Regions from separate parts of the Homo sapiens genome. Here regions 2, 3 and 4 are each linked to region 1. A link is a contact called in ENCODE Hi-C or POLR2A ChIA-PET data. All regions are on one chromosome and are shown on one strand. The core of a region is the stretch at or near the end of the contact, and the rest is flanking DNA. Distances in the headings are between cores, read along the strand shown. Region 1 holds the start of CDC42SE1 (CDC42 small effector 1). Region 2 holds the start of CIART (circadian associated repressor of transcription). Region 3 holds the start of SNX27 (sorting nexin 27). Region 4 overlaps FALEC (focally amplified lncRNA regulator of ECM1).

Evidence for each region. A loop is a pair of places that touch in the nucleus more often than their neighbours do. ChIA-PET counts read pairs that join two places held with the same protein, here RNA polymerase II (POLR2A). Pooled maps may share reads with other maps.
Region 2: a loop to region 1 is called in a pooled map, with 4 times the contacts of the local background. The contact joins the promoter of CIART here to the promoter of CDC42SE1 in region 1. A Hi-C loop is called at or near these places in 5 of 50 pooled maps. POLR2A ChIA-PET finds 5 or more read pairs at or near these places in 3 of 52 experiments (WTC11, activated B cell and activated T-cell).
Region 3: a pooled map shows a loop between it and region 1 (3-fold over the local background). The contact joins the promoter of SNX27 here to the promoter of CDC42SE1 in region 1. A Hi-C loop is called at or near these places in 3 of 50 pooled maps. POLR2A ChIA-PET finds 5 or more read pairs at or near these places in 2 of 52 experiments (CD4-positive, alpha-beta T cell and WTC11).
Region 4: POLR2A ChIA-PET joins it to region 1 with 17 read pairs in BJ. The contact joins the enhancer-like site here to the promoter of CDC42SE1 in region 1. POLR2A ChIA-PET finds 5 or more read pairs at or near these places in 5 of 52 experiments (BJ, GM12878, OCI-LY7 and 2 more).

What each region holds. Positions count from the first base shown.
Region 1 is chr1:151,056,738-151,063,833 of GRCh38, reverse strand. CDC42SE1 (CDC42 small effector 1) reads left to right here and starts at 4,212. Exons shown (of 5, transcript NM_020239.4): 1 at 4,212-4,355. It overlaps MLLT11 (MLLT11 transcription factor 7 cofactor), which reads right to left and starts at 3,437. Exons shown (of 2, transcript NM_006818.4): 1 at 3,281-3,437. RefSeq lists an enhancer at 3,300-3,891 and silencers at 5,755-5,804, 5,815-5,874.
Region 2 is chr1:150,279,524-150,286,619 of GRCh38, reverse strand. It overlaps CIART (circadian associated repressor of transcription), which reads right to left and starts at 4,066. Exons shown (of 5, transcript NM_144697.4): 1 at 2,987-4,066; 2 at 2,740-2,815; 3 at 2,116-2,194; 4 at 1,912-2,023; 5 at 1-190. The coding sequence starts at 3,352. LOC124904414 reads left to right here and starts at 4,438. Exons shown (of 2, transcript XM_047438213.1): 1 at 4,438-4,959. The coding sequence starts at 4,604. C1orf54 (chromosome 1 open reading frame 54) reads right to left here. Exons shown (of 6, transcript NM_024579.4): 5 at 6,879-6,977; 6 at 5,704-5,785. The coding sequence ends at 6,882. RefSeq lists enhancers at 3,384-4,325, 4,682-4,761, 3,800-5,000, 5,082-5,191, 6,028-6,322.
Region 3 is chr1:151,609,457-151,616,552 of GRCh38, reverse strand. It overlaps SNX27 (sorting nexin 27), which reads right to left and starts at 4,503. Exons shown (of 12, transcript NM_001330723.2): 1 at 4,041-4,503. The coding sequence starts at 4,351. It overlaps LOC124904420 (a long non-coding RNA gene), which reads left to right and starts at 3,185. Exons shown (of 2, transcript XR_007066622.1): 1 at 3,185-3,362; 2 at 4,154-6,036. RefSeq lists a silencer at 4,148-4,587 and an enhancer at 4,628-4,727.
Region 4 is chr1:150,533,804-150,540,899 of GRCh38, reverse strand. It overlaps FALEC (focally amplified lncRNA regulator of ECM1), which reads right to left. Exons shown (of 6, transcript NR_186305.1): 6 at 4,112-5,233. Among named protein-coding and RNA genes, the nearest start is that of ADAMTSL4, 12 kb to the left of the region's middle. RefSeq lists an enhancer at 4,365-5,564. Within about 2 kb of position 2,764, at least 4 of the 41 ENCODE cell types and tissues checked have a DNase peak (open chromatin) inside an H3K27ac peak, as active enhancers do.

The sequences.
Region 1 (7,096 bases), core at 2,963-5,462:
TTTCTCTACTCATTCTACCCAAGCCCTGCCTGATATTTTAGGACTATTAGAGCTGCCTACAGCCTCCACCCTGCTACTTACTAGCCAAGGGTCAAGAAGCATTAGTTGTGGTCGGGCGTGGTGGCTTACGCCTGTAATCCCAGCACTTTGGGAGGCCGAGGCGGGTGGATCACGAGGTCAGGAGATCGAGACCATCCTGGCTAACACGGTGAAACCCCGTCTCTACTAAAAGTACAAATATTAAGCCGGGCGCGGTGGTGGGCGCCTGTAGTCCCAGCTACTTGGGAGGCTGAGGCAGGAGAATGGCGCGAACCTGGGAGGCGGAGCTTGCGGTGAGCTGAGATAGCGCCACTGCACTCCAGCCTGGGCGAAAGAGCAAGACTCCGTCTCAATAATAATAATAATAAATAAATAAAAATTAAAAAAAGAAGCATTAGTTGAAATGTTCCCAAAGGAGCAGAAAGAACATTCTATCACCTCCAAAAACAGAACCCCAAGTTTCAAAAGGCCTTTCTCCAACACACCCTATTGGGTCTCACCAGGCCAGAGACTCCTAAATAATGGCCTTAAATAGGTTCCAAAATGCTCCAGTATAATGTGAAATGACTGTACTAAGGCAGAAAAAGAAAGTGTTAATCTAGAACACAGTGATGTGTGAGAGTGTGGGGGCTTCAGGAATGGTGAGTGGGTAGGCTAGGATGTTTTTAATGTTGAAAGTGAATTCTGAGTTGTTCTTTTTCTTAGTTTAAGTTCCAAAATAAACCCTGGGAACTGAGCATTACTCAGCAGAGAAGCTGCTTAGAAGGAGGGTGATGCCGGGATTGCAGCAGGGTCGGGGAGCATGTTGGAAAGGTGAGGTCATCATCCTATGATACTCAACTCTGATAATCTCCATAGTACTTTGCAGAGACGTGTGCAGAAAGAGAGCTACAAAAAATGGTTGTATCCATTAACCAACCACCCACTGCTTAAATCTGGGACTATAGAGATTCTAAGAAGCATACCTAGGAGTCAATACTGTTATGGACTTGTGGCTACAGGGATTCTTACTGTTACCAGTTATTTTCACAGCTAGCTGGGTTCTTTTCTCTATCCTACCTGACAAGTCTTCTCCAGAATGAGCTTAGTATAATGCAGGCCACATTATAGGCTCTTTAAAAAATAGAATCATGGGGCCAGGCGCGGTGGCACACGCCTGTAATCTCAGCACTTTGGGAGGCCGAGGCAGGTGGATCACAAGGTCAGGAATTCGAGACCAGCCTGGCCAAGATAGTGAAACCCCGTCTTTACTAAAAATACAAAAATTAGCCAGGTGTGGTGGCAGGCGCCTATAATCCCAGCTACTCGGGAGGCTGAGGCAGGAGAATCGCTTGAACTGGGGAGGTGGAGGTTGCAGTGAGCCAAGATTGCACCACTGCACTCCAGCCTGGGCAACAGAGCGAGACTCCATCTTAAAAAAAAAAAAAAAATAGAATCATGGGGGGAAAAAATCATAGAATTTTAAAACTAGAAGACATCTTAGAAATTAATGACTTGGGAAGACTTCCAGCCAGTTTGTATAGAATCCAGATCTCATAATTCCCAATCTGATCCCTTTTTGTGTTGTACATGGATAGTTGCCAACAGCTTTATATAACCCTATACCAGTATTCCCAAAACTTAAAAGAATTTTTAGTTGCTGAAGAATAGATTTTCCGTGGTTTAGGTGATTGTTCCTGTAATTGTGATCTGAATGGGGAAAAGCAAAGGGCAGTAGAGCAAGCTAGAATCTGAGAAAAAAAAAAAAGCTCTTCGACAAACTGACTCCTTTTCTTACAACCAGAGTATGTATAAAAAACTGCTCAAACAGTCCCTGAGTGTTTGGTAGAGCTATCTTGCAATTTAAAAAGCTAAAGCAAATTTTATGAAATATTAACTCAAAAGGCCTAAAATCTCTATGTCATTGACCCAGAGACATGTACACAGGGTACCAAATACATTCAAGAAAGACATGCATGCAAACATACGTGGCATTAAAATCAAGTCAAGAACATAAAGTAATACTACACAGAAAATTGAAGTTAAAATGCTATTCACTAATGTAAGTAGTAATGACATTTTTGATTTAATATAGTATGGATTTAATTATCAAATACTCCAAATTTCGCAAAAGATCCTTTTTTGGCTAGCTTCCCCTTCCCCTCCACAAATGCTCTCCAGCCCTACTTCATCTATCTTTACATCTTTCATTATCTTAAATGGTATCATTTACTTAAAGGGTTTTGACAGTGCCTTGTACCACAATATATGTTCAATAAATGCTTCCCACTATCCTTCACTTTAAATTATCCGGGTATTTTAGGCAAAGGCAATATCTAATTATCACTCTGTTCTTAGAGATACATGATTAGCAAATGTATAGATTAGAAAGATACACTCTCGGAGCCACACAGACACGCCCAAATATCCTTTGTCCAGACCCTTTGTGGGCATCCAAGGCCTACTCAACAGGGCCTTGCTGTGTCATGCTGCCACCATGGGGAAGGGGGAAGGACAAGGTGGTGGTGGTGGTAGAGGGGAGCAGAACCTCTCTGACATCTCATAATGTGTGCCTCAGTCAGAGCTTGGATTTTCCTACTAGCATTCCTCCACCAATTCCACTGAGCTGCAAATCATTCTTTTCCAGAATCTGTCCCCATACCTAGCTCCTGTGGGCTATACTGATTTCACTATGGAATCAGGCAGTTCTCCAACACAGAGGCCCCCACCTTTCCTACCCTAGGCTGCCTCTTTCTTTGGAGCAAAGATTCGAGGTGGAATGAAAGAGATTATCCAAAGAAAGGTCAGGATTACACCCAACATTATCCCATATAACCCCCTCCCAAACTCCCTCCTACAGAGAAACATAGAACACTACAGAAAAAAATTGCAAGTATAGGGAAGTAGAGGACAGAGAGATACAGTAGGACTAAAAATTAAACAGCTGGTAAAACAAATTATGGTTTGAAAAGGAAGATAAGTAGACTGAAGATATTAAATACACAGGACAATAAATTACAGAAAAGGATACTTGAAATGAGGTAGGTGCTGAGAAATAACTACAAGTAAATTGTTAGAGATTAATGGTCTGTATAAGGTAACAAGGCATGGATGCTGTGAAGAAATAACTACCCATTGTTCATAGCGCCCCCTTCTCTCCTCTTCAGCTGTCCCCCACCTCATGTGGGGTCTTTCAATCTAACCATAAGCAGCCGCTCTTCTATCTTTGCAGCCCCCTGCCCCCTCCCTCAGTTTGGTTTACCTGTTATCAATCAATTACTGGCGTGTTCCAAAGATGGAGGGAGTGCCTCGGGAGCTCCGGGGTCTGCGCCGGGCTGGAGAAATACAAAGCTGTTGGGGCTTTGACGGCTTTGTCTTCTCACTCCTTTTCCCTCTTCAGTGACTGAGTCTGTCAGTTCACTCTCCCCCTGCAATGCAGCCCCTCCTAAGAAGGGCGGAAGGATTCCCCGCCCCCTCCTGCCTGACTCGGCTAATTCAAATGATAGGTTCCAGAACACTTGAGGGAAGGAGAGACGATGAAAGCATCTCCCTAGGCTCATTGGTCTGCGCTATTATTCCCGATCTCTTCCAGCACCCCCGTGCTGACTGGGGGCCCAATGAATGAGCAGTTAATTGCCCTCTAATTTTAGGTCCTCTAATTTATGGATTTGAAATCTTAACTCTAGACTACAATGGAAAGGAGGAGTATTCCTTTCTTCCACAATTTAAGGACTTTAGGTTACAAAGTATTTTTAAGAATCAGAGTATTTTTCCACCCCTTCTCCCAATCCCTGCTCCTCCAGACTCGCCTCTCTACCCTCACAATGGGTAAATAAACCTAGTCCTATTCCATTTTGGGTAGAGCACAATAAATTTGGGGTGGGGGGCGTGCTTCTGCGAATCTCTGAACTTGGTTAGGTCTGGGGGTTTGGGGGGCTCCGCTTCGTTTTGCCCCGAAATGCCTGGCGAGTAAAGGGAACGTGAGATTCCGGGGGCCCCAGCTTGGGTGCCAGGGCCTCATCTAGGTGTCCGCATTCTCCAGTTCTCCCCGCAGGGGCGGCGGCCTTGAGGGGCTGCAGAGGCACCCTCCCACGTCCCGCGCAGTGCAGTGCCTCCGCAGTCCAGAGGGGAGCAGTGCGCCGGGCTCCGAGCCGGACGGGTTTCGTAATCGCGTCGCCGCCGCTTCCGCCCTCAGCCGGCCCCACCTCTGCCGGCTCGTACTCGGCTCCCCCACCTCGCCGCAGAGCTAGCCCGGGAAGCCCACACTGGCGGCCACGGAGCAGAGTCCCTCACCCCCACCAGCTGTAGCTGAACGTCTGGATGGTGGAGAAGAGCAGGTGAGGCCGTGCAGTTGGTCCCCTGGCCCGCCTGCCGCGCCGGCCGGGCCAGGCGGAGACACACCGGATGCGGGGTGTGGGGGAGGCGGGTGTCCTGGGCTGCAGAGATGCTGGGGTGGTGGGAAAGGGGTGCGCGCCCGGGGTGGCCGTAGTCATCCACGCTCCTGGGGTGCGCAGGCTGAGGCCGCTGAAGAGTAGAAGGAAAAGAAGGAACTGGAATGTTGGGGGAGGTGGGAGGGAGAGGGTCCGAAAGATTCCCAGAGAGGTCCCAGTCCGGTTAAGGGTTGAGAACAGCAGAGAACTTCTAGGTAGAGTTGTGTAGTGGGGGGAGACAGATACGGAATCTGTGTGATTGAATATATTTGGGGAGGGGAGGCTTAGGGCCTAGCCCTCTTTCCTCTTAAGCCCCCAGAAGACCTTTCCTGGGGAAGGGAAGGTTGGTGTTGGGCCTGTCACTTGGCTGAAATATGGAGTCCACACCGCTTCTCCAGAGTCCCTCAGCAGCCCTCCATGTCTCGGGGTCTCCACACAGGGACCAGCTGCTGCCCCGGGCTTCTAGCCAGAATTGCCCATGCCATTCTCTCGATTCTTTCTTTCTCTCCAGCTGCTTCATGTGAGGGCTTGTCAGGCCGCGGGTTGGAGGCCTTAGGGCCAGAGGCGGTGGGACCGGGAGAACCGGTTTGGGGCCCGAACAGGACCAGAGAACTAGCCTGTACATCCTTCCTCCCTGGCACCTCTTTCCCATCCCTTCTGCTCACCTCCCAACAGCTCTGAGACCCTCAAGTCCTAGTATGATCTTGGTGGGGGCGGGGGGTGGCTTTCCCGGTTCCATATTTCACTCTTGCCATTTGGAACTCAGAGAGGTCGAGTTCTGAGCACCACTTGGCTCTCAGGACGTGGCCTTATGAGGTCTAATCCTCATCCCTCCTGTTGTTTTCTCAGCCCCTTCCCTATTCACTGTGGGGTTGGATTCGGGTGGCTCTTCCGCCTGGGCTGACCAGCTCAGGACTTCATTTTTCCTCAACCCACTCTCTTCTGGCTGCTTTAAAGAAGAGTGGCCGCCAGTGGCTCTTACTTCCTTTTCTGGCTTTGTTCCCATCCCCCACTGCCCTGCGCTACCATCACATTCACCCTGACCTGTCTTCTTCACACTCTGACCCCACCCTCAAGTTTCAGAGACCCTAATGTCCTAGGGAATGGAATTTCCTGGTCACTTCTCGTCATCATTGGTCATTTCATGCCAAGTCCCACACACACGCTTTCCCTCCACCCAGCTCTGGTCAGGTCCCTGGAAAAGAAACAGAAATGGCCTTGTTCTCTCCACTGCCCCTTTCCCTCTCTCCTTCTCCTCCCCCTCTCTTCTCTTCCCTCCCAGCACTATCCACCTCTGTCCCTCAGCTTTGAGCAGAGTGGGGGATGTTGAGGGAGAGTCCAGTCACAGTACAGCCTGCCTGCTGGTGTTGGGGGTTTCCTCTAATTCTTCATTTTTCCCCAACCCTTACCACCTGCCACCACCACCATCAGGACAAACCCTATGACTGACTCACTGACGTCCCACTGACCACAGCTCCCCTCTCTGGACAGCGTGTTTTAGCTTCCGCTCCTTCTGGTTACTCCTCCCTTCCAGTGGTGAGAAGAGAAGAGAAAGCCCAGCCTCCTGGGTTCTCCCCTCCCCTAGAAGCTACATTTGAGTGTTTGTGTGATCTCATCTCAAGGCTGTTAAAAAAAAAAAAAACCTCTGTGTGTGTGTGTGTGTGTGTGTGTGTGTGTGTGTGTGTGTGTTTTGTATTTGAGACAGGGTCTTGTCCTGTCACCCAGGCTGGAGTGCAGGGGTGCAAACATGGCTCACTGTAGCCGCAACTCTTGGGCTCAAGTGATCCTCCTGCCTCAGCCTCCCCAGTAGCTGGGATGACAGGCACATGCTACCACACCCTGCTATCTCGTTTTTTTGTGTGTGTTTTTTTTGAGGCGGAGTTTCGCTCTTGTTGCCCAGGCTGGAGTGCAGTGGCGATCTCGGCTCACTGCAATCTCCGGTTCAAGCGATTCTCCTGCCTCAGCCTCCCAAGTAGCTGGGATTACAGGCATCCGCCACCACGCCCAGCTAATCTTTTGTATTTTTAGCAGAGATGGGGTTTCACCATGTTGGCCAGGCTGGTCTGGAACTCCTGACCTCAGGTGATCCGCCCACCTTGGCCTCCCAAAGTGCTGGGATTACAGGCGTGAGCCACCACGCCCGGCCTATCTCTTGTTTTTAAATCAGTCTAGGGTGCCAAAGCATCAGGGTTCCCGGCCTGCAAGAAAGGGAGATTCCTGTTCATGTTAAAGTGTCATATTTATGAAACTGCCCTTTTTGGAATCTTTGAGGTTGTCTGTACTATAGGACTGGGGAAATGCAAGTGAGTCTAAGAAGAAACCCAGATGTGTCCTACCCTGGCTGGCAGTAGTGAGAAGGGAGGAAGTTCTTCCTTGGACACTAGTACTATTGGAAAGTTCCTTATGTCTGGTTCACTGATGAAGCTTGAGGATAGAATTGGTGAGGAGGGAGGGGAGAACAGGTCACAGCTGGAGGGGAGCCTGGGCCCTATAGGGTGTGAGGCAGAGCAGAGTGGCAGATAGGACATGTGGACGGTGGGGAAAATATTCCTCATGGGACAGAAGATACCTGGCACATGTACCCACAACCTGTACACAGATGATCTGTACTGGACACACGTGGAGATATGGCCATGCCACGCATGTGC
Region 2 (7,096 bases), core at 2,817-5,316, 780 kb after region 1:
CTGGGGAGCTGAGAGGGGGGTTGCAAATTGGAGTGGTGTGGATCCAGGTGAGGTTCATAGCTGGCCATTGTGTGAGGTGCCAAGGCTGCTTTGGTTTTAAAGCTAGATGTCCTAGCTGTGTCTGGTCCATCTTTTCCATAGGAGATGCAGGAGAGGAAGCAGCTGAATCACTGTGGTGGCTTGGAAAATGCTAGAGAGGGGAGAAATGAGAAAAAAAGAAATGTGGAGAAAGCATTCAGATGAGCTCCACCTGGTTACTTAAACCTTTGCATTCCTTGGGAACTCAGTTTGCAATGCAAACATACCTCGTTTTATGCAACAGATATGATCTTGCCAGGCCATGATTAAGTAAAAGTTTTGGTAACTAAATTATACTTTCATTTATTAAACAAATAAATGGCCTACTATGGACCACATACTATATTAGACACTGGATATCCAGAGATGAAGAAAAAACAAACAGTTCCATAGGTTCTCACTATTTATAAAATAATCCCTTTTAGAATTTCTTTGAAGTCTATTTTTAATTGGAATCATCATTTCCCAAATTCTGTATTTAAATTCGAATATTCTATCTTGAGTTCTTTAAGAAGTGTAAATTAATATTCAGGCAAGATCCTCCTACTGTTTTTTTAAAATTTTATATTTGAGACAGGGTCTCACTCTGTCAACGAGGCTGGCACAATCATGGCTTACTGCAGCCTCGACCTCCCAAGCTCAAGAGATCCTCCCACCTCAGCCTCCCACCCAGCCTCAGCTGGGACTACAGGTGCACGCCACCATGCCCACCTACTTTTTGTATTTTTTGTAGATAGCAGCCTTCACCATGTTGCCCAGGCTGGTCTCAAACTCCTGGGCTCAAGCAATCCTCCTGCTTTGGCCTCCCAAAGTGCTAAGATTACAGTGAGCCACTGTGCCTGGCCTACTTATTTTTTAATAGATTAGTCACAGCAATAATAACCATGGCTGATTGAAAATTAGGACTGGTGATTATCTACAGGAGACTCTCCTTCTCCGTCATTTGAATGCCCTCTACATACCCTATTATTTGAGGACAGAAAATAGGTCACTTTTTTTTTTTTTTAGATGGAGTTTCGCTCTTGTCTCCCAGGCTGGAGTGCAATGGCACGATCTCGGCTCACCGCAACCTCTGCCTCCCGGGTTCGAGCAATTCTCCTGCCTCAGCCTCCCGAGTAGCTGAGACTACAGGCGTGCGCCACCATGCCTGGCAAATTTTTGTATTTTTAGTAAAGACGGGGTTTCACCATCTTGGCCAGGCTGGTCTCGAACTCCTGACCTCATGATCCACCCGCCTTGGCCTCTCAAAGTGCTGGGATTACAGGTGTGAGCCACCGCTCCCGGCTGAAAATAGGTCACTTCTATACCAGGTCTAAGAATCTATCAACACTGCTGCTATTGGTGCCCCCCTCCCCTACTTCCAGTGAGGTACCTCTTATGACCAGTCCTTGAAACCCAGTGTAGACTCAAAAACTGTCAAAGGGTTTGGCACAAGGATACGTGGGCAGAAATGAAAAGAAGGAGAAGGGAAGGGTTTGGGGGCAGTAGGGAAAAAAGAGTTTGCAGAGAGAAGCTGAGGTGTATTCCCGCATGAATCATTTGGCCAGGTAAAAAGCCTTTTGTATCTACGCAGAAAGCAGATAAGCTGTGGCATGAGGGATAGGATTAAACTTCATGGAGTTCCTCCCAGTGATTCAAACAAAACAACAACAACAACAACAACAACAAAACATGTAGGAATCAAGACAATGCAGAAAGTTTAGGAATTTCCTTCCCTGAAAAGAAACTTGAAGAAAAGACTCAAAAGAAAATGGCAAAAGGGGCCATTTCTGCATGCACATTTCATTTTCTTGGCTATTTTCCCACCTCTTCCTCGTGTTCTTAAGTTCTTACCTTGGTCAGCTGATGCTTGCCACCACCCAATGATGACTTCTGGGCAGCTATTTGTGGAAACCAAGTCTTTAACATCCCTTCTACCTGTAGCAAGGTTCCTAGGTAACGTTCCCTGTGAAAATGACGTTGCTTTAAAAAACCAGCAACAGGATTGGAGAAATCTCCTTTTTATGAAGACCCAAGCAAAGAACCAGCGGGACTTACCCCATCTGTGGCTTCTGCAAAACACCTACAATACGCTGGATCCTGTCCATTGCCACACTCTGCTGAAAACTGCTTAATCCTGGGGACAGGGACAGAGAGAGATTAAGGATTGAGATTCAAGCATGTAGTCAGGTAAAGGAAGAACAGAAGGGGGTTAAAATTGATTGATCTAAAAAAATTAAGTCGGGCCAGGCAAGGTGGCTTACGCCTGTAATCCCAGCACTTTGGGAGGCTGAGGTGGGTGGATCACCTGAGGTCAGGAGTTTGAGACCAGCCTGGCCAACATAGCGAAACCCCATCTCTACTAAAAATAACAAAAATTAGCTGGGCATGGTGGTGGGCGCCTGTAATCCCAGCGACTGGGGAGGCTGAGGCAGGAGAATCGCTTGAACCCAGGAGGTGGAAGTTGCAGTGAGCCGAGATCGCGCCATTGCACTCCAGCCTGGGCAACAAGAGCAAAACTCCGTCTCAAAATAATAATAATAATAATAATAATAATAAAGTCATAGTAGCAAAAAAGGAGTAATATAGGCCCCAAACAAGAACTTCAGAGAAATACACGTCAAAAGAGGGAAAGAGAAAGAGAAATGAACCTAGCCCAAATGAATGCAACAATAAGATTACCTCTCTCAAAACGACCCATCTTCAGCCCATTGAGTAGGTCTGTGAGAGGAGGTATAAATCCTTGGAGTTCTTTACACTGTAGGAAAATAGGACAAAGGCTGTAAGAAGACAAAAAACTGCCCACACCAGCAGTGGCTCTTCCTTCACCTCCAAATCTGGGAGTCAATACTGTCCTCACAGGGTCCTTATCAACCAGCTGGGTGCTAAGGCACTCCAGGAGAATCTCCTTTCACCTGCTTTCTCTTACCTTCTGGGCAAACAGCAGGTCTCCCTCTGTGGTACAACCTTGGGTGTTTAGACTGGTCTCCAGTTCACCATCTCTTGATCTTTTCGCCCCAGATCCTGCCATAGGAGAAGCCGAACCCCGCTGTTTCGGATGAGATGGTGTATGCTGGTTACCGGAAACCTTCGATCGATGCCTGCAGCGGATAGGACCCGGGCTGGGCCGTGAACCTCCCCTCTGCCCAACAGTGTCTGGCCTGGGCCCATGGGCCCCCTTGTCCTCCCTCTCACTATCAGAGGGGAAGCCAAAGTCACTGTTCACTGGGGAGGTGGGAAAAGACGAAGAGAGAGAGTAGGAGGAATAGGAAGAAACGCTAGATGGAGAATCCATAGGTCCAGAAGCAGGGGCTATAGAACAGCTCCTGGAGTACCCAAAGATCGGAACCTGCAACTGAAGAGCAAAGCGAGGGAGTTTGAAACCAGAGTTTAAGGATTAGGAAATGAACTGGGAGATTGGGGTGTACTGCGTGGGATAATACTTGTTCTCCCCCTCCCCAATATTACCGGTCTCAAACACAATAGAAAAAGACATTTCTACCCCCACCCCCGCCCATTAAGAGCTTGGGATTCCCTCTCTGGCCGCCGCAGAGCAGCTCTCGGTCTGACGCGGCCTCCGTTCTTTTCTTCCCTCAGTTCAGAGTAAATACCGACTTGAAAGACACCTTCCCCTCCGCCCGTTGTTCGCCAGGGCTATTCGCCAGCCTGAGTCCGCAGCAAGCCTCTCCACCTGAGGCCATGCCACCCACAAGCAGTCAATCTGGGCACGCGAACCCACCTGGTGATCCTACGGGAACCGCCCCCATAGAGACTGGCCTCCTGCCCTCTCCCAATCTTTCAAGATCAGGATCCCTGCGCCGGTCTCTCTGGGCTCGCACCTGCCACGTGATGCAAACCCTCCCAATACCAAGATCTGCATTCAGCCCCCAAATCCACTCCCAAATACTCCCTAACAGCTCGCTTTGTCCTCCGAATCTCCTTACCTGTTGTCAGCCGGCTCAGCCCTGGCTCGGTTTCCAGCTCCTTCGCCGTCTCTCCGGGTCTATCTACCCACCTCCGCCTCTCTCAGTGGGCCCCGCCCCTTCCCCCCCCTCCCAGACACGTGCGGCCCGGCACGTGCCTCCCCCTGCTTACACAGATCTCGCGCCCTCATTGGTTGTGTCGCCGGTAACACGTGACTCTAGTTACTGAAGTCCATAGCCCATTTGCTACAGTACAAAGGGGCTCAGCCAGTAGAGAGGCAGCCAGGTGATGATTGGCTGTAAGGGAAGCATTCCGTGCTCCTCCCCTACATGCGGCTGCTGGAGAGGACCCGGTGATGAGAAAAGGAGGAGGATGGAAAAAGAGTGGAAAAGAAGGGAGGGGAGGAAAAGGGCGGAGCCCGTGGCCTTAAATAGGATGGTGATGCGCCAGAGATGCGCGGTTTGAGTGTTCAGAGATTGGTTGTGCTACTGAAGGCGGCGGACGTGGGACCCCCGGTTCCGTCTCGGGAAGTAACTCATCTGCCCCCTCTTTGAACACCTCCGCTCACGAGCGCAGCACGTGGAAACCGTCAGTGATTTGTGTCTGCAACGTGTGTGAGAGAATGGAGGTGTGTGACACGGTATATTCTCCTGCTCTCGGCGGCCCAGCCCTCGTGACTCTCCGGTCTCTGTTTCACCTCCCCCACCCCTTTCTCCTCCAAGTTGGGTGCCTCCTGCCCTGCTGGGTGAGGAGGGTGGGGATTGCAACCGAGAACACCGCGTCCTTTCTGGCTCCCGCTGGGGCGGCTCCTCCATCCCTTTTCTTACATAACCTACCACGCACGTTACCAGCTCAGATGCCAGCCCGCCACGACGCTAGAGGTCAAAACGAAACTCAGTTTTTCCTGACTTTTTTATCCAGGCTTCTCGGGCCCGGCGTCCTAAATTATCTGATTCCAAGCACGGGGAACAGAATGGGGTAGGTCCCTGATCTCCTAGGTTATGGTTTTGTCCAGCTTCAGTCCCTTCATTTGTCCGCTGGAGAAGATTCGAAAGACTTTGAAGGAGGGGAGGGAGGCAAGTCCAGAGTTTAGAGAGTCTCAGAAGTAACTGGGACGTTACTATTGTCGTTGCGCCTTGCATTTTGAGAGTACAATGGAGAGGAGAGCAGGGCCCAAGGACTGTGAGCTGGTTGAAGATAGGACGTCGGAGAGACCGCAAGGGGGCAGCCCAATTCTAATTAGGGTCCCGAGGATAGCGAATTAAAAAAAAATTTAAGTGAGTTTGTCCCTGCCATAATTACCAACTGCAAAAGGCACATTGTTGGACAGAGGTGTGGGTAGGGGTGGGTAGGTGTGAATATTTTAAGTCTATTCTAAGTAGTTTTTGATATTTTACCTTATGTTTTAACAATGTGCTTATTCTTATAAAAAGAAAAAAAGATTCTAAAACCTCAACCTCGTTTCCCCAAGCACACTGTTTCAACACCATACTTAATAAAATAAAACAAGAGAATTACCAATATGGACTGTGAATAAACCTGTTGTCTGTGGGTGCCCTTCTCCAGTCTTCTCCAAACTGCAGGTTTATTCAGTCCATAATGCCCTCTAATTCAATTGTCACCCACCTCCCCTTCCAATCTACGCTTGCTGCCTCTAAATCCTGGCGCTCTCTTTAGTTGTGACTTTAGAACAGACTCATGAAGGAGTAGATGGTAACCAGATTATTTCACTTATTATTTATTTTATCTTCCAATTTCCTCTTGCCAGACTCCCATCCAAAGAGTCATAGCAGCCTTCTTCCACCTAAAAAAGCAGAGAAAGAAAGAAAATAAAAGGAGTCAGGAGACCCGAGAAACCCCTTCATGCCCCCCACACTCTATGGAAACTCCCCAGATATTCTGAGCTGGGATTGCTCTGTGATAGCTCCTGGGAAAGATGTGTGTGTACCCCTCTCCTCCACAGTCCTTTCACCTCCTGCTGAATCTCTCTATGATCAATGGTTATTTAGCATCCCAATTTAAAAATTCTTTTCCTATAATACGGCTTTCTCTTCCCTTCTCTCCCACCGCCCTGCCATACATCAGAGAACCGCCATCCGTTCTGCCTCTGAACTTTGCCTCTTGACTCTACCAGGTTGTAAGACCCACCCACTTTGCCCTCTGGCATTCGCCATGACTTGAAACGTGGCCAGGCTGGAACTAGCTTTGATTGTTCAGACATTTTGGAAGCTTGGAGAAGTATTCCCCCAACCCCATCATCTATCTGCTCTAGGAGATCCTGAAGTCCTCTTAGTTCAGAAAAAGTAATGACTCATCACAAAAGTCTGCCTCAGCATCTCCTAAACTTCTTTAAGACTGAATAAGAAGATTTTTCTAAATGTGATCCCTCTTCTTTCATTTTACTTGTTATTTTTTGAGACAGTCTCACTGTGTTGCCCAGTGGCAACAGTACAGTGGCCAGATCATGGCTCACTGCAGCCTCCAATTCTTGGGCTTAAGGGATCCTTCCACCCCATCCCCCCCAATAGCTGGGACTGCAGGCCTGTGCTACCACACCCAACTAATTTTTATTTTTAATTTTTTTAACGTCTTGTAGAGGAGTTCTTATTTATTTATTTTTAATTTTTTTGTAGAGACAAGGTCTGTTGCTCAGCCTGGACTTAAACTATGTTGCTCAGCCTGGTCTGGAACTCCTGGGCTCAAGCGATCCTCCCACGTCACCATCCCAAAGTGCTGGGATTATAGGGATGAGCCTAAATCTCTTCCTTCAGTGGCTGATAATTGACCAGGCTGGAAACACTAACTAGAGATACTGGTAAGAATTACTTCGGTTTAGTGTGGGAAGTTAAAAAATATTATTTCACAGACTCCCCCAAAGCCAGTGGCTGCACTCTTACCTTCTACATGAAATACATCCCCACCTGAACAAAGGCACACGACAGGAGGAGGGGAATAGGACTTCGCAAACTGGACACGGCATCGTTCAGATCTGGACTCTGCTAAAATACCGACATCCCCACACAGTAGGCTGGTGTCATTCCTCCTACCACTTCTCTGTCCCCCTCCAGAAAGACTGCCACCTCTTTACAACAACCTCTGTCTTCCTTTCCTTTGG
Region 3 (7,096 bases), core at 3,254-5,753, 550 kb before region 1:
AAAAACTGACTTTCAAAAAACAAATTGATATACACAGTTTTATTTTATCTTATGACTTTAATGAGGGAAAGTTGATGAGTCTATTATCTGGTGGCTATCAAAGAGGAAAGCATATATACTGACTAGCATAAATATATCATGATTTTGAATGCTTGCAAGCCAATCTTAGTGGTCCATGCTTAAACTAATCCTTCAAAAATACAGACAGTTTTATATCCATATCCACCACACACTAAAACCTTCCAGCAGCGTCTCTCGAGAAATCAATCAAGAGTCCTTGGAACTACTTTAACCTTAAGAAAATTAACCTGAAGTCAAATGTTACTTCACATACTATATAATTAGTGCAAAGACATATTTATTTTGGTTCTGTTTGTTGAAAGCATTCTTTACTCATTAGCCTCCAGGTACATACACATCAAAGGGAAAACACTCAGTATATGTTACACTGGGAAAAATTACAAGGTGGAAACCAGCTTTGCTAGTCAAAAAAACTTTCCATCTGCAGTAAAATTTAGAGCCCAGAGGGCTTGTTCATACTGCAGTACCAAGCCCTGTTAGAATCTAGACAGTTTTGAAAGGAGAAAAGGCAAACTGAACCATATGGGCTCCAATTTAGTTTCAGGACTAAAGATTAGGACAGAGCCTTGGTAAGCCGACTTTAAAAGAAACACAAAGAAACTGAAGCTCTTACTTGTGTCCAAGTTTGTATGCCCTTAAATTTCAAAGTTACTCTGTTCTTTCACACCACTGTCAGTTGTCCAAACAACTGAAAAATACGAAAATTGTTACAAAAACAATTTGTAAACACAATAGAAGAATCTAAAATAGGGAAAAGTCTTAAATAGCAATTATCAAGGTCCATACATTCACCTATGACTTGATACAAACTATATCCACACAATGATAATCCACCTATCCCTAATTCTGACCCCACCTGGCTCTTCAGCAACATGCAAAGCTTTCCTGGGACAACAGAGGTAAACTTTAAGAACTTGGAGGACAGACAAAAGCTCTAAGGAGTATTGCCTAAAAAATGCTTTAGGAAAATTAGCATCAACCTAACCAAGATCGAGACAAGTAGCGGGCACAGATATCCCTCAAGAACCACATCTATTTGGTTGCTGATTTCCCCTCTCACTTGAAACCCTAAAGAGAAGGCGCAGACTATCGAAGAAAGGAAGAAAAAAAAAAAGAAAAGAGAAAGACACTGTATAGTTGGGGTCTCACAGAATGTACCACTAGCTTGGCTTTGGGCTGTAATTATCATTACTTCCCCTATAGTACCAAAGAAGGTTCAGAGAATTTGGAAATCAAAATACAGATAGTTGGAAGAGTGAGAAACCAATGCCAGGAAGATTTCTGATTATCACAACCTTCCAGAGAGGTCTTCTAGGCAGAGTATTCTTTTCCCCTGCCCACTAAAAGTGACAAAGTTCTCTACTTACCACAAAGGATGTGCCAAAAAGTAATGTTTTTTCTCTAGAAGGCAAAGATTTCCCAGCTTCCTAGTCTGGAACCTGAGCCTAAGGCAAGTCCTTCTACCTTTCCTAGGGGATTATCTGAGGTCTCCTTTACAGTTTATACCTAGGCTCTTGGGCAGAAGCCACAATAAAGGCAAGAAGCCACTAACTATGTATGTTGGGATGTGTGCGTGTATCTGCAAAGATAGATCATATTAACTATAGTCTCCTACAGAATTATTCTTTTTGGTTTAGTTCCTTTAGATCCTGTGAAGAGTAAATAATGTAGAACTTCATCATAAATTTATAATTATAAATGCTTTAGTTTTAAATTTAAAAATAAGAAGCTGAGTCCAAAATTAACTTCCAAAGGGAAAGGAAAGTGACAATTCTGAGACCTTCTATTGGAAGAAAACATCAGCCACAAATTTTGAGTTATCTAGAAAGAAAATAATTAGGTGCCCAAGTATAAGAAATCTGAAAGTCATTATTGTAATCCCAGCACTTTGGGAGGCCGAGGCGGGCGGATCACCTGAGGTCAGGAGTTTCAGACCAGCCTGGCCAACATGGTGAAACCCGTCTCTACTAAAAATACAAAATTAGCTGGTCATGATGACACATGCCTGTAATCCCAGCTACTCAGGAGGCTGAGGCAGGAGAATCGCTTGAACCCGGGAGGCGGAGGTTGCAGTGAGCCGAGATCGCGCCACTGCACTCCAGCCTGGGTGACGATCAAAACTCCATCTCAAGGAAAAAAAAAGAATATATTGTCAGACAATACTAGGAATACTAGGAAACAGTATGTAGGACATTAATGAAACAAGAAAGCATCTATTTACAGAAAGGACAGAGGAAAGGTATACTGTCTCCAAACACTGGCCTAGGTGAGCAACTATTTCTTTTTTTTTTTTTCAATCAACTCTCCCAGGTTAAAACCAACCATTTCTTGAGGTGGAAGAGGTGAGGAAACAGAATGAGTGGACACCATGGAGTTAAGAATGTCAAGGATAAGGGTAGATGGCACGAGATGAGTAAGAAGGAATGGATTTCTCTATAAGGCAGATTTTCAAAAAACTATCCCTTTTGCAAACCTACTGTTTTACAAGAGGCAACAGAAGGTTGCGGAAATTACAATTAAAATTTATAAAAAATGAGAACGATTTCAAGTGGGCAAATCGAAATATGGAGGGAGAGAGTAAAAGTGTAAAAAAGGAATGCACAACATAGATTCAGTAAGCAGAAACACAGCACTGAAGACTGCTGAGGAGAACGGAGACAACGCGAGCACACACCACCTGCAAGTCAACCGGCAATCACTATCCGAATTTCAATACGAAGTACAAAAAGGCAAATGTAACACCTAGATTAGGGTAATGGAGGCGGTGTGCACAGAGATTGCAAGACAAGGCAGCATCCCGCAAGAGCATGGAGGGATGTGGTGGGGGAGGCGTATGAAGGGGGAGGGACTGCAGCAGGGGAGAGAGGGTGGGCTGCAGCAGCAGAAGGCGCCTTAAAAAACAGAAGAAAGGAAAAGCAGCCTAGGGGAGGGAAAGACTAGGACAAAGTCAAGTGTGGGATCACAGGAGGATAGAGTAGAAGAGGCAGCAGAGACGGGCATGCCCTAAAAAAGCAAAGCGGTCAAAGACCCAAAAAGGGCTTGAAGTAGTTTTGAAGGAGGAGGAGTTACAAGGGGTCTACCATAAACCTGACTAGGAGGAGGCATGAGTATAGAGCAGGAGTGAAGGCAGGAGGCCAGGGAAGGGATGCTCTCAGAGGGGTGTGCTGATGGAGACGCTAGATTCCAAATTAGGGTGTGATACGGGGCCAACCGAGAAGAGAAACTACGGTGTCAAATCCCACGCCCCCCACCCCAAAGGCATGCAAGGGTCAGAAAGCAAGGTAAACTCTTGGAGTAGAAATACAAAAAGGAGGGGAGGAAAGGGGCACACGGTGGGATGGAAAAATTTAGGGGCAGCGTAACCATGAGGAGAGGGTAACTAAGGAAAGAAAAAGGAGACGAGCGGGGAGGGATGGTGTTTCCGGAGGAAAAGTAGGAGCAGACCAGAGGTCCTGCCTACTTGGTCTGGAGGGCAGAAGGGGCAGTCCACGGGGGCGGAGGGGAGTGGTGGAGAACGAAACTGCGATGCTGAAGATGAGAACTTGGGGGGGACACGGTACTGGCTGGATCAGAAAACGAAACGCCGTCAGTAAGGAGCAGATGAGGTTCCTTCTGAGCAAGACGAGGGGGAGTGAGGAGCAGAATGCAGCACGCCAAACGGGAAGGCAAAGGGGCGGAGAAGAGCCCAGAGTAATCGGGGCACAGGGAGGAGCACTGGGGGCGCAAGGGCATCAGCTGGAGACGACGGGGTGGGAGACCGGCGTCGCAGAAGCCCCGGGGCGGGTGGTGGGAGGGCAGCCCACAAGGAGGGGCCCGGCTGCGGAGGCCTGAGGGGCGGGGGTCCGGAGGCCGGCTCGGAGCTCGGGGGAGGTGCGGCCTGGGGGTGACAAGGGTAGCGAGGAGTGCAGGGGCAGGAGGGGCGCGGGGAGGATGGGGCGGCGGGTAGCCCCGATACTCACACCTCCAGGATGCGGTCCCCCTTGCGCACCCCGGCCCGATCGGCCGCCCCCCCGGGCAGCACGGCGCTCACATGCTGCAGCGGCGCGTACAGCTCCCCGTTGATGCTCCGCAGTTGCCCGCCCTCGCTCACTTGGCCCCGCACGTTGAAGCCGTAGCCGGACTCGGACTTGACGATGCGCACGACCCGCGGGCCGCCGCCTCCCCCGCCGCCGTTCCCGGCGCAGTGGAGCCCAGACCCCCCGCCGCCGCCGCCACCTCCGTTCCTGTGAGGGGCTGAGGGATGAATCCCTTCCCCGTCCTCGTCCGCCATCTTGCGAGCAGGCGAGCCGTACCCCCGCCCCCTACGCCTCCAAGGCCTCCCGGCGCGTGCTCGCCCTGCCTGGCAGCCGGACGACCCCCGACGCGCGCGCCCGATCCGCCGGCCGCGGGACCGACTCGGCCACCGAGCTGCTGGCGCGGGGTGAAGAGGAGGCAGGGGGCGGGCGAAAAGCGGACAATCGGGCACCGTGGGGCCTCCTGGGAGATGTAGTTTATGGGTGGCGGGGGCGGGGAGCGGTCTGGGCCTGGGCCTGAGCCGAGGTTATAAGACGCAGTTCGGAAGCAAGGCCTGCCGGGAGTTGTAGTTTATCTTTCATGCTGGGTTAGGAGTTTGATCTGCTGGGTGGGGAGAGTATAACCCAGCACCCAGCGTGGTAAAATGATTCAGTTCTTGATGCGGACCAAGTTTTTCGCCCCCCCCCCTTTCATTTCATAACCTCTAAAAAACAATAATGTTAGAATAACTTAACGTTTGTGATTCAACACAGTCTTAAATTATATCAACTCATTTTTTGGCACAGTAACTTATATGTTGACCAGGGCCCAACAACCTGTGAGGCAACCGGATCACGATTAGCTTCCCTATTTTACGTTATTAGGAAACAACCTTAGAGTGCTCAAAGTCATCCAGCTACTAAGTATCAGGAACTAAGGCCCAGTTATTGTGCAACTTTCTTGTCCTGTATTGCAACTACAGTCATGTGCCACATAAGGACATTTTGGTCTACAATGGACTGCAAACACGAGGGAGGCCCCCTAAGATGATAATGGAGCTGAAAAATGTCTATCACCTAGTGGCACAGTAGCCACCATAAGGTCATAGCACAAGCATTACTCACATGTTTGGAGTGATGCTGGTGTTAACAAACCTGCACTGCCAGTCATGTGAAAGTATAGCACATATGATTATGTACAGTACATAATACTTGATAATGGTAAGAACTATGTTACTAGTTTATGAATTCACTGTAGTTTTTATCACTATTTTAGAGTGTACTCCTTCTACTTTTTTTTTTAAGTTAACTGTAAAGCAGCCTCAGGCAGGTCCTTCAGAAGGTATTCTAGGTATTCTAAGTATTGTGATTTTTTTCCACGTATTCCAAGTATTGTGTTTTTTTGTTTTGTTTTGTTTTTTTGTTTTTTTTTTTTTTAAGATGGAGTTTCGCTCTTATCGCCCAGGCTGGAATGCAATGGCACGATATCGGCTCACCGCAACCTCTGCCTCCCAGGTTCAAGTGATTCTCCTGCCTCAGCCTCCCAAATCCCTTGCGATTAAACGCATGCGCCACCATGCCTGGCTAATTTTTTGGTATTTTTAGTAGAGACAGGGTTTCACCATGTTGGCCAAGCTGGTCTCGAACTCCTGACCTCAGGTGATCCAACCACCTCAGCCTCCCAAAGTGCTGGGATTACAGGTGTGAGCCACTGTGCCTGGCCCCAGTTATTGTTACCATCAGATGACAGCTCTGTGCATGTTATTACCCATGAAGACCTTCCAGTGAGACAAGAGATGGAGGTGGAAGACAGTGAAATTGATGATCCAGATCTGGTGTAGGCATAGGCTATGTTTGTGTTTAAGTCTTAGTTTTTAACCAAAAAAAAAAGTTTAAAACATAAAATTAAAAATTGCCTTAAATAGAAAAAAAGCTTATGGAATAAAGATATAAAGAAAGAAAATATTTTGTACATCTGTACAATGTGTTTGTGTTTTAAGCTAACTGTTATTACAAAAGAGTCCCCCCAAATTTTTAAAGGCTGGGTGTGGTGGCTCATGCCTGTAATACCAGCACTTTGGGAGACCGAGGTGGGAGGATTCCTTGAGCCCAGGAGTTCAAGACCAAACTGGGCAACATAGTGAGACCCCATCTCAACAAAAAATAAAAAATTAGCTGGTGGCTGAGCGAGACTATATCTAAAAAAAAAAAAAAAGCAGCTGGGCATGATGGCACATACCTGTAGTCCCAGCTACTTAGGAGGTTTAGGTGGGAGGATCGCTTCAGCCTAGGAGGTCAAGGCTGCAGAGAGCTGAGATCACACCACTGTACTCCAGCCTGACCATCAGAGTGAGATCCTGTCTCCAAAAAACAAAGATGAGATCTCACAAAATATGGGATGAGGACTCAAAGTCATTATAATTAGAACATAAAAATTAATATGACCTTATTTTACAACCAAGCTAATGAAGAAGGATCTTGACTAGTTACACAATAAAGTTGATATAAGAGTTTTGCTCCAAAATAATAGTGGCATTTGGATTGAATATGAATAATTTGGTTTGAACTGAGCACTGGATGGGGAAAGCAAGGCATCAGAGAAAGGAAAAAGAAGGGAGCCTCCCCTAAAAGAGTTATTTTTTCATTGGTTTATTAGATAAAAATATACTGAATGCCTACTCTGAATTAGATAAAAATATACTGAATGTCCCCGAAAGGCAACAGGACATGGTCAAACTTACAAATACACATATTCCTCAAACTGAAGGCGATTCCACTTCCAGGAGTTCATTCTACTGTTACACTTGCACATGTGTGAAGTGATGTTTTTATGAAGTTAAGTCATTGCAGCATTGTTTGTATTCACAAAAGACTGAAAACAACCTAATGTTTATTTGTTAAATCATAATGTATCCACAATGGAAAATTGAATCAATGTAAACACAGAATAAGGAAGCTCTGTATGCACTTATATGGAATGATCATATCATCAATACTATATATGATTTGGTGAAAACAAAGTG
Region 4 (7,096 bases), core at 1,515-4,014, 520 kb after region 1:
TTTTGAGATGGAGTCTCGCTGTGTTGTCAGGCTGGAGTGCAGTGGCATGATCTCAGCTCACTGCAACCTCCGCCTCCTGGGTTCAAGCGATTTTCCTGCCTCAGCCTCCCGAGTAGCTGGGACTACAGGTACACGCCACCATGCCTAGCTAATTTTTTTTGTATTTTTAGTAGAGACAGGGTTTCACCATGTTGGCCAGGATGGTCTCGATCTCTTGACCTCGTGATCCACTCACCTTGGCCTCCCAAAATGCTGGGATTACAGTCATAAGCCACCACGCCTGGCCTTCTTTTTTCTTCTTTTTTTTAGATGGAGTCTTGCTCCAGTCACCCAGGCTGGAGTGCAATGGTGTGGTCTCAGGGCTCACTGCAACCTCCACCTCCTGGGTTCAAGCGATTCTCCTGCCTCAGCCTCCCAAGTAGCTGGAATGACAGGCACCCACCACCATGCCCAGCTAATTTTTGTATTTTTAGTAGAGACAGGGTTTCACCATGTTCGTCAGGCTGGCCTCGAACTCCTGACCTCAGGTGGTCTGCCCATTTCAGCCTCCCAAAGTGCTGGGATTACAGGCATGAGCCACCACGCCTGGCCCCTCTCTTATCTCTTTTCTTTTTCTTTCTCTCTCTCCTTCCTTCCTTCTATCTCTCTCTCTCTCTCTCTTCTTCCCTTTCTTGCTTTCTCTCTCTCTCTTTCACCCCCTTCTCCCTCTTTCTTTTCTTTTTTTTTTTTTTTTTTTGGAGTCTCGCTGTGTCACCCAGGCTGGAGTGCAATGGCGCGATCTCGGCTCACTTTAAGCTCCACCTCCCGGGTTCAAGTGATTTTCCTGCCTCAGCCTCCTGAGTCGCTCGGATTACAGGTGTGCACCACCATGCCCAGCTAATTTTTTGTATTTTTAGTAGAGATGGGGTTTCCCCATGTTGGCCAGGCTGGTCTCGAACTCCTGATCTCAGGTGATCCACCTGCCTGGGCCTCCCAAACTGCTAGGATTACAGGAGTGAGCCACCGTGCCGGGCCTTCGTGCCTGCCTGCCTGCCTGCCTGCCTTCCTTCCTTCCTTCCTCCCTCCCTCCCTTCTTTCTTTTCTTTCTCTCTCTCTCCCTCCCTCCACTTCCCTCCCTTCCTTCTTTCCTTCCTCTCTTTCTTTTCTTTTCTTTCTCTCTCTCTCTTTCTTCTTTCCTTCTTTCTTGATGGAGCCTTGCTCTGTCGCCCAGGCTGGAGTGCAGTGGTGCAGTCTCAGCTCACTGCAACCTCCACCTCCCAGGTTCAAGCCATTCTCCTGCCTCGTAGTAGCTGGGATTACAGGAGCCTGCCACCACATCCAGCTAATTTTTGTAGTTTTAGTAGAGACGGGGTTTCACCATTTTGGTCAGGCTAGTCTTGAACTCCTGACCTCAAGTGATCCACCCACCTCAGCCTCCCAAAGTGTTGGGATTACAGGCATGAGCCATCATGCCTGGCCCTTTCTTTCTTTCTTCTTTCTCATTTTTTTTTTTTTTTTTGAGACAGGATCTCACTCTGTTGCCCAGGCTGGAGTGCAGTGGTGTGATCATAGCTCACTGCAGCCTCAAACTCTGGGGCTCATGCAATCCTTCTGCCTCAGCTTTCTGAGTAGCTGGGACTATAAGGTGTGCACAACCACGTCCGGCTAATTAAAAAAAATTTTTGTAGAGACGGAGTCTTACTATGTTGTGCAGGCTGGTCTTGAACTGGGCTCAAATGATCCTCTCACCTTGGCCTCCCAAAGTGTTGGGATTACAGGCATGAGCCATGCACCCAACCAGAACCTGTCCTCTTTACTGCGAATTCTGGTGGCAGATATGCCAGTAGAACTGAGTTCTGTGATGACTTCCCAGCTTGGCAGGCTCCTTGTGCTTGGGGGTTCTGGACAGAATGTGAGGTGGTTGTGAGGGCAAATGATCTGGGAAGAGGGGTGAGACCACAGAGGAAGGATAGGCGCTGCCTAGTGGTTGGGGGGCCAGGCCTGAGGACTCAAGGCATTTTGAGAAAACAGAGCATCCTATTGTTTTGTTCTGGAGTCTGGAATCACACTACTGTCCTGACCCCATGGCACTGCACCCAATTCCCAGGACAATTGTAGATGCTGAATTAAGAGCAAGAAATAGTACATTTTGTCTCAAATAAGGAAGGTGAGAGAAACCCAGTTTCCTTCCCCAAAGAGGCTCCTCCGAGAACATAAACATCCAACCATGATGGCCCCAAATTGCAATCTGTCGCCCCAGTCCAAAAGTAAATGAAGAATTTTTTTCCAGCAGAGCAGAGCCTTACAGAGAGGTGAGCTCTGGGGGTGAGAAGGGCCCTAGTCATACTTTGAGGAGGGCCTGTCTCTCTCTGTCAAGAGCAGGGCACAGGGTTGGAGGTGGGGCGGGCGGGTGCAAGACCCTGAGCGAGCTGTTTCCCTCCAGACAGGGCCTCCCCCTCCAGGGTGCTATCCCGGCCTGGGTCGGGTCAAGGATCCAACCCCAGGACTGCCTTGAGGAAGGGGCCATGAGCATTTTCCCCAAAGGAATCTTGTTCTTGTGCCTAGAAGTTTTCCTTGAATTTCCAGAGAAAGCCAATTTGGTATCAAATTAATCTTGACACATTGGGCTGAAGGCCTGAGAAAGGCAGACATAAAAGGGTAGGAACAAGGGACAAAACTGTAACTGCAGCCAGGGAGGCAGGCAGGGCGGCCAGAGGAGAGGCAGGAATTTCATACGTACCAAGGACTTGAAGTCAGAGGCAGGAGAGCCCGGGCCTGCTGGGAAGGAAATGCAAGTTGAGGCAGGAGGTGCTCACCCCTCCCACCACAGGCCCAGCTCATCTCAGTGGACAAAGGGTGGACGGGAAGGTGTGTATCTGCTTTTTGTTTTGTTTTTTTTTTTTTGAGATGGAGTCTCGCTCTGTTGCCCAGGCTGGAGTGTGGTGGCATGATCTCAGCTCACTGCAACCTCCGCCTCCTGGGTTCAAGTGATTTTCCTGCCTCAGAAAGGCCTCCCGTCCCTGCTCACAGCGCCCCCTGTCCCGTCAGCTTCAGGATCTGGCCCTGGCCCCTTGCTCAGCCGCAAAGCCTGTGCCCTCCGGCCTCCACTGCCTCTCCAGCTTCAGCCCCTCTGCCCAGGGCCACCCTCCCTCCCCTGCCCTCTGTGGAGAGACAGCTCAGTCTCACTCTGAGGAGCCTGTTGCCTCTTGGGAGGGCCCCTGCCCCACCGCTCTCCCAGCCCAAACCCTCTGGGCAGCTCTATCCTCCCCAAAGAGTCTCTCACTTTAGTGTGCCTAACAATTGCCTGGGAGGTTATGAAAATAAAGGTGCCTGGTCCCCTCCTCTGGGTGGTCCTGTTCATGAGCTCCACAGGGGTTCTTCTTTATTTTTTGGGACAGGGTGTCTGTCACCCAGGCTGGAGTGCGGTGGCATGACCTCAGCTCACTGCAGCCTGGATCTCCTGGGCTCAAGCGATCCTCCCGCCTTGGCCTCCCAAAGTGCTGGGATTACAGTTGTGAGTCACTGTGCCCAGCCTCCACAGGGGCTCTTATACACACCCAGTATGAGATCTGCCCCGTTTGTTGGAAAGTTTGCCTGTGAACCAGGTATGAGCTAATTGGGGCCCTCAAACAGAAGTATGCAGGGACCATATGTTAATTGATTTCTCAATAACAGCCTGTTTCTGTTTCCAGTGCCCATTTCCCTGGGGTAAAGGAACTTAATTGTGAATTTAGGGGATCCCCACCTTCACCTGCAGGCTCTCCAGTGCTATCGTGGCAAGATGGTGTTGGTGATGATGGTGCTTCCTCATTGGGGAAAAGCTGGGGCAAGGGCCACTGCCTCTCATTGCTCTGGCCTTGATGTAGCCAGGCTCACATCTCAGGGAGAGACGTAGGGAGGCAACACACGTCCCATGCAAGTCTGAGAACGGGTCAGCCTGTGGCAGCGCTGGAGGACCCCAGCAGAAGGAAGAGTCGTGAAGGGGTCCACGCATTTTATCTAAAGCTGAAGGCCTCTCCCCAGATCTGCTGTTCTCCAGACTCCTCACCTCCTGCTGCTGGGCCTGTTCTTCAAAATCCTAAAGTCATCTTCACTCCTTTCTACCCTGATTCTAAAGTAGTAAGGAACTTTGTTACTTGTTTATTTATTTATTGCCCAGGCTGAAGTGCAGTGGTGTGATCACAGCTCACTGCAGCCTCGACCTCCCAGGTTCAAAATATCCTCCCCACTCAGCCTCCTGAGTAGCTGGAACCACAGGTCCTGCCACCATGTCCAGCTAATATTTTTAATTTTTTGTAGAGACAAGGTTCTTCCTGTGTTCCCCAGGCTGGTCTTGAGGGAGCTCCAGTGATCCTTCTGCATCAGCCTCCCAAAGTATTGTGAAGATAGGCGTGAGCCACTGCACCTGGCCCTAGGAACTTTAGAAACCGTCTTGCCCAGTCCCTTCATTTTACAGGTGAAGAAACTGTGCCTCGGAAGAAGGGTGACTTGCCTTGGGTTTACAGACAAACACAGGGTTAGATTCCAGGTCCTCACAGGTGTCAAGTCTTGGCCTTTTAACCCAAAGACTTCCTTCTTTCTCCACATATTTATGTGTCCACCTCCATTCTATGGCCACCACCTGCCTGAGCTGTCCTTGCTCTTACATGGATGACAGTGATCAATGCAAAACTGTGACACTTTGCTCATGGCATCCCAGGAATGCCTTCTCCTTCCCATCCCTCATCTCCTGCTCATTCTTCAAGTGACTCAAATGCCACCTCTTCCAAGAAGCACATACTGGCCCGATGTGACCTCTGCCCTTCCAGCTTCATTCAGCACTTGGAATCCACACAGCTCATGCCATGGTGTTACCACAGATAGGCTGCGTCCTTATGTTATTAACTTTTCAGTACTGAGATTAGAAATTCCGAAGAGCAGGGCTTGCCTTACATATCTTGGTTTCCCCACAGGGCCTGGCATGGAGGACTGTGTGATGAAATTGCAGTCACTGATTATGTGGTGGCTGCTTCTCAGCCCCTTGCTATGTGCTCTAAGCCCCAGGTGCAGAACCAGTCATCAGGATGTGGACTTTCGTTCTCCAGTTGCTGGACCGAAGGTAGGATTCCATTCAGTGCCAGACTCTGGGGCCCTTTTGTGGATCACTCTGTTTTTGTTTACGAGCAGCTCCAGGCAGAGCGTTTACAGGCTGCCTCGGCTCCCTGGCCAACTGGCTGTGTGGAGGGGGCCATGGACCATGCCAAGCGTCAGGGTTCTGTGGAGTTTAAATGAAAAGATGCACATAAAGCCCGTAACTGAACAGTGCCTGGCCCACCATAAGTCCCACACACATATTGGCTATTTGTATTACTATTTAATTTAGAGTTAGAAGATTTGAGCCTGGGCGCGGTGGCTCACGCGTGTAATCCCAGCAATTTGGGAGGCCAAGGCTGGCAAATCGCATGAGCTCACGAGTTCGAGATCAGCCTGACCAACATGGTGAAACTCTGTCTCCACTAAAAATACAAAAATTAGCCAGGCGTGGTGGCGGGCGCCTGTAATCCCAGCTACTTGGGAGGCTGAGGCAGGAGAATTGCTTGAACCTGGGAGGCGGAGGTTGCAGTGAGCTGAGATTGCGCCACCGCACTCCAGCCTGGATAACAGAGTGAGACTCGGTCTCAAAAAGAAAAAAAAATCAAGTTAGAAGATTTGGCATAAAAATACTGTTTGTCAACACAAGTTTGGGTGACTGTGCTCTTATCCCTCAGAGGAAGCCATTTCGAAGGCCTCAGGAGGAAGCTATGCAACAGTCCCAATTGTTCTCAAGCAGAGGAGAGCAGCACTTTGGTTTACCCAAGTGCTGGCCCAGGAGGCCCTCAGCCGCTTTGCATCCTGCCAGGGACCTGTCATCACCAGTCAACTCTGTTCCCCGGCTCGTGGACCCAGATTACTGGGGATCTGAACACCAGGAGGGGCTGGCTGATTGCTGAGAACAGGTGGGTCCTGAAGGCCAGGCCAGAGCCTATTTGTGGGGAGGCAAAGTCAATTCCAGCCAAGATTCTGGAGAGAGTTAGAGAGGACATTTTTTTTTTTTTTTTTTTGAGACAGAGTCTTGCTCTGTTGCCAGGCTGGAGTGCAGTGGCATGATCTCAGCTCACTGCAACCTCCAACTCCCTGGTTCAAGCGATTCTCCTGCCTCAGCCTCCTGAGTAGCTGGGATTACAGCCACGCGCCACCACACCCAGCAAATTTTTGTATTTTTAGTACAGACGGGGTTTCACCATGTTGGCCAGGATGGTCTCGATTTCCTGACCTCATGATCCGCCCACCTTGGCCTCCCAAAGTGCTGGGATTACAGGCTTGAGCCACTGTGCCAGGCTAGAGAGCACATTTCTATCTCAGCCTCCATCTCCTGAGTGGGGGCTGGGGGGGCACAGATACCAGGCATAGTGAGGTGAACTTTGACTGAAAGCAAAATGACCAACCAAGACTTTGGGACTGAACCCTTCATAAGAACTCAGGTCTGAGCAAAGCGATCCTGTTGGGGCCAGCCAGGTGCCTCTTTCTATGAAGGTGCGGGGCTCAGAAGAGCTTGGGGCATGCTCAGAGGACGACAGCGGCTTCAGTGGCCTGGACAAAGGGCATCCCTCTCCAGGGAGTCTCTTGCAGAGCAGTGCAGCCCACACCTGCAGGGCAGCTGCAGCCTCCTTGGGCTCAGGGGAGGTGCCGCCCTCCTGCACCCCACCTCTCCAGGACCAGCTCCTCAGAGTTGAGGCATGTGAGCACAGGTTAGGGGTGGGGTGGGGCCACCTGGGTTAGGATCTGACCCTGGGTTTGTCACTGCCCCACCCTGGCCCAGAAGGCTGAGTTAAGGATGGGAAGGGCCTCCCTGCAGGTTCCTGCCATGCCGAGACTTCAGCACCTTTCTCCCCACGCCATCCTTGTCCACAGTGTTAGTCCTTTACGCCAGATTTTAAAAACAGGTAAAGCACACACAGGATCCACGACACGTCTCCTTCTTCCAGCCTCCCTCTCTCCTCCTCCAAGGCCACATCTGAACATCCTTATTAAAATACCCCATGCATATGGAAGCACAGGTGTCATTATTCACCTTTTTCTATCTTTTTTGGTCACAGAG